Regions from separate parts of the Homo sapiens genome. Here region 1 is linked to region 2. Evidence: chromatin loops called from intact Hi-C (ENCODE). Cell type or tissue: gastrocnemius medialis. All regions are shown on one strand.

Region 1 (2,500 bases), 57 kb before region 2:
ATTATTTTAGCCCTTTGTCTATCAGTTTGTTCCTCTGTGACCTCAAGCACATTACTAAATGTTAGCGAGCTTCAGCTTGTACGTGGGACTGACAGGAATAACACCGCATCACCTCATGTGGTGATTGTAAGGATTCAGTGATATTATTTTGTAAACTGTAAAGCCTTTGCAAATGTTAAGCAAGATTATTATTATTGCCGTTGTTATTAGTCCTCAGTGATCTTTTTTTTTTTTTTTTTTTTTTTTTTTTTTTTTTTTTTTTGGAGACAGAGTTTTACTCTGTCGCCAAGGCTGGAATGCAGTGGCACAATCTCAGCTCACTGCAACCTCCGCCTCCTGGGTTCAAGCAATTTTCCTGCCTCAGCCTCCTGAGTAGCTGAAACTACAGGCACACGCCACCACACCAGGCTAATTTTTTGTATTTTTAGTAGAGACGGGGTTTCACCATGTTGGCCAGGCTGGTCTCCAGCTCCTGACCTCAAGTGATCTGCCCACCTCGGCCTCCCAAAGTGCTGGGATTACAGGTGTGAGCCACCACACCTGGCACAGTAATCTTAATTGAAAAGTCTGTGGATAGCTTTCCAAAGGAAAGCTTGGAGCTTGGATAAGAACCAAGAGATAATGGGAGAAGGTGAATGGCCTCTTCAGGGCCTTTTCTAGCACCCTAAATATGCGTGTCTGTCCATAATGGGTAATCATATATATCACAAATCAAACCCTCCACAAACTTATTTCCTAATGTGTTTGTTAACCTTTCCTTCTAAAGGGTAAACTTCTTTAACCAACCCCAGTGAGCTGGAGGATCAATGTTTTCTTAATAGTCTTACCTTCGTTGGTGTCAATAGGAAACAGTATTTACTCACTACTGTTTTCCTTTTAAAAATCTGTCTAGTTGCATACTAGAAACAGTTTCAGCTGGTTTGTTTGTATTGGACAAGCTGCTGAAGTGAAAAGTTTTTGCTTGACTGAATGTGAGACAGTTTCATAACTCTTCAAGAAGTGCACCAAAGGTGGGTGCCAGCTCTGATGACGGCTGCTTCTAACATGCCTCCACTTGCCGCCCATTGTCAAGGGTGGCTGGCGTAATTAAGTTAAGACAATGAGCAAAGCAACAGATGCAACTGAGACCTAGTCCCTGAGTGCTTTTGTTTTGTCACTGTCATTGTCTGCAACAAAGAAGTCACATGTGACAGCCTGGGAAGAGAGCCAAATGCAAACCAGACGATATCCCAGCTGGTTTGAATGGCCTCCACCGTGCACGTGTGTGCATGGGAATCATGCTACTTGGTACAGCATCTGCTTCACTCAAGTGAGTTTCAGCCCATGGCTTTGCTGTGATGCTGAGACAGACCCAGAAGAAACAGACCAGGGAATCCCTCCGCTCAGACTTTACACTTTATACCTTGTGCTTTGAGAGAAAAGAAAAAGAATCTCTCTATTGGAGACAAAAAATAGGATGTATGTGGTTGGTCAATCTAACCTCAATTCTTTTTGCTATAGCCCCCCGCTAATTTAAAGAGTGAAGCATAGATGGTATCTTAATGTTTTCTTGTAGAAATTTGGGATTAATTTGGCTTGAGAGGAAGAATGGAGATTAAACGCTTTATGAGGCTTTCTTTTAATTTGTTCCCATTTCATTCCTGAATATTTTCTTAGTTTGGGCATTGCAGATGTTTAAAGAACTTCTTATTTTGAGCTGGTATGCCTCTTAAACAGAAAAACAAAAGGTAAAATTCAAATTAGTGTGTTTCTCCGCCTGTTAATTAATTTGGTTAGTAGTTAGGCAGAGAGATGGCATCCTTAATAATATCTATTTTGCGGGTTTGATCAGCTACAGACCATCAACAGTGTTGATTGAGAATTGAACAAAAACATTTCAAGGAGTTTGGGAACATTAGGGATGCTATTCTGTGGCCCCATGTGTCCTTCTCTCATTTTTCTAGAGAACTCCTATAAGAAAGCAGAACACGGCCAGGCATGATGGCTCATGCCTGTAATCCCAGCACTTCAGGAGGCTGAGGCAGGCAGATCACCTGAGGTCAGGAGTTCAAGACCAGCCTGGCCAACATGGTGAAACCCTATCTCTATTAAAAATACAAAAAATTAGCTGGGCATGATGGCGCGTGCCTGTAATCCCAGCTACTTGGGAGGCTGAGGCAGGAGAATCACTTGAACTGGGAGGCAAAGGTTGCAGTGAGCCTAGATCACACCACTGCACTCCAGCCTGGGTGACAGAGTGAGACTCCAACTCAAAAAAAAGAAAGAAAGAAAGAAAGAAAGCAGAACCCAATGGAAGATTAAGAACACACATTTAGCTTACGCCTGTAATACCAGCACTTTGGGAGGCCAAGGCGGGTGGATCACAAGGTCAGAAGTTCGAGACCAACCTGGCCAATATGGTGAAACCCCATCTCTACTAAAAAGTACAAAAATTAGCCATGCATGGTGGCAGGCGTCTGTAATCCCAGCTACTACAGAGGCTGAGGCAGGAGAATCACTT
Region 2 (2,500 bases):
CATTAAATGAATTCACAGCATTATCTTACCAAATCCCTGTAATTATTTTAAGTATGTGGCATAATCTGTGCACAGCCAGTGATTAAGCCATGCCACAATTAAAACAATACCATGAAATAATTACAAAAGAGCTAGACAGACTGTGCTATCTCTCTGCTTGGTGTCCAAATGTTACACAGAAGAATGTAATTCTACTCTGCAGAGACCATTAAAATCTTCCAACGTATTTTTAAATCCCTGGCTGTCTGAGGGTGAGTGAGGTCAGGGAAGGCTGGGTGACAACAAAGAGTGGGGAAGAATCTTGAATGAAGCTTGGGCTATTTAGATAAGCCTTTCATCACAAGAGAGAAAATAACTAAAAATAATTCTTGAGAAAATACATTTTTTTCTCTTTATAAAAATGGATTTCTGTCTAATCAGAAATCCAGATAGCTTGGCTGGACTACAGGACCTATCTAGAAGACAGAAAGACCTGGCTAATATTTCTCCATTTAGACTGAAGCTACAATTATTCTCCTAGTCAGAGCAGATGAAGGAAAGGAGAAAAAATCCAAAGGCTAATGTTAAATTCATTATTTTACACAGTTATCCACACAAGCCCAATGGCATGAATAAACAGTTTATGTGTATGCATCTCTATGTTAACAATACTTTTGCAGGTTGCTTTCATTGATACTATCATTGTTTTTATTTCCAACTAATGACAAGAGAGGCAGCCCATAAATACAGGTTAAACCACAAAGGAAGGTATCTGGCACAAAAAATTTGCCCCAGATCAGTGGAAAACAGCTATGAAATAAGTAATTCCAACTGATTCTTTTATTTGAGTCCAAGGCTACCTGGACAAAACCATACAAATGGAATCATCTTGTGGCATTATATGAGGGAATGAGAGAATTTGATTTGGTGGAAAGTGTCAGGGCTTACCTTAGTTCAGCTGGTCCTAAACCAGTAGCATTTGCATTGCTTGGGGACTTCCTAGGAATGCAACTTCTGGAATCTGAACTTAAACCTACTGACTCAGGAACTCTGGGGGTGGGGGCCCAGAAATAATGTGTCTTAGGAAGCCTTCCAGGTGATTCTGATGCCCACTCAAGCTGGAGAGCCATAGCCTTTGAGTCTCTTCACTCTTTCATAGAGAATTATAAGGATCCAAACATGCCATCACCTGGGTGTTCCAGGCTTCTCCTTTGGCTCTAATCCCAGCCTTCTCATATGCTAGGCGTGTGAGTAGAAACAGAAATAAACTGCCAGCTAAACTCCTCTCTACCCCTGAGGGGAAGGTTATAGGTAGACCCATCTGCAAAACCAAATCAGAGAAGCTAGAATGTCGTGTATTTTCTCTGGATAGAGTGATGCTATTAAGAATAAAGTAATTTAGGGTAGCATTATACATTGGATCTTAGATCTAAAGAGTAAGAGATCTTGAGTTCTTTGATTCCTAGTTAAATATTCTTCAGTACCTGACACTATATTTTGACTGTATTGGCATTCTGTAAATTTTGGTGTAAGTAAATAAAGTACAAATTACCCTACTTATGGGAGACACTTACTTTCAGTTCTGTTTTCTCTCTACTGTCTTCACCTGGCCATGTATATCATCCTGAAAAAAAAAAAGAAGAAGAAGGAATGGCCATTTCCCAGGTTCCCCAACTTAAAAGTCAGACCTTACTGGAAAGGCATGAACGTTATTCATTCATACTTCTGTTCATTCAACCAATGCTAACTGTGCATCTGTCACATGTCAGGCACTGGGTTAAAAACTGGAGAAACAAATTCAGGTATGGCATTGCCATACACCTGGGAGCACACAGTGTGCTATAAGGGAACACGCATAAGTAATTAAGGACAATAAGGTCTTCTAGTTGCTATGATCATAGGGAGCACAGGATATGGCATGCATACAAGATGGTATGTTTGAGTCTACTTCTAAGAGTCTGGAGGGGTGTCTGGTAGCCTTGTGCCTGAATATACTCCATAGATATTTCTATGCCAGCTTGGACTAAACCAACTCTGTAAGGATTCAGAGCTTGTTATGTGACCTGAGATTCATAATGACCAGAATTTGTCAGTTTGGAATCAGTCAAGGACAGGAGGATTTGAAAAAAATTTTTCCTTAGACAGAGTCATCTGAACATTTTCACCACATACTACTTTTTTGGGACTGTCTACCGAATCTGTGTGTCAGCTCACTTGTGCCTCCTTGACAACTGAAGTCAAGGCCGAATGCTTGGCAAAAATAGTTCAAGCAGCATGCCACCCACTCCCCTCTCTGCTGCCACAGTGATTCTAGACTCTGTGCAAAACCACCCTAAGCAACTAGGGACCATAACTAAGGAAATTGATTTCCTTAAAAAGCAAATGGAAGGGAGTTGCCAAAAGAGTTTCTAGGAGGATATGCATGGAATTTGGGATTTTTGATTTGTGTTTCTACAAACCCTGGGCAAGCTGCCCTACTAAAATTACCATTAAGTTGAATTTATGACCAAGTAATGGTGCA

The links. Hi-C counts contacts between places; a loop is a spot of excess contacts. Peaks named below come from ENCODE experiments on the same cell type or tissue, not always from the same donor. Only the 100,000 strongest peaks of a DNase experiment are listed, where the experiment ranks them.
Region 1: a loop joins it to region 2, with 2.8 times the contacts of the local background. A loop is called at or near these places in 1 of 110 quality-filtered maps.

Annotation. Positions count from the first base shown.
Region 1 is chr12:102,404,857-102,407,356 of GRCh38, reverse strand. All of the region lies in intron 3 of IGF1 (insulin like growth factor 1), which reads left to right. All of the region lies in intron 7 of LINC02456 (long intergenic non-protein coding RNA 2456), which reads right to left. Among named protein-coding and RNA genes, the nearest start is that of IGF1, 74 kb to the left of the region's middle. In gastrocnemius medialis, no CTCF peak of the experiment used is centred here; a DNase peak (open chromatin) is centred at 1,226; H3K27ac peaks cover 485 bases.
Region 2 is chr12:102,347,986-102,350,485 of GRCh38, reverse strand. LINC02456 (long intergenic non-protein coding RNA 2456) reads right to left here. Exons shown (of 13, transcript XR_007063427.1): 6 at 1,554-1,603. Among named protein-coding and RNA genes, the nearest start is that of LINC02456, 70 kb to the right of the region's middle. In gastrocnemius medialis, no CTCF peak of the experiment used is centred here; a DNase peak (open chromatin) is centred at 1,195; H3K27ac peaks cover 1,944 bases.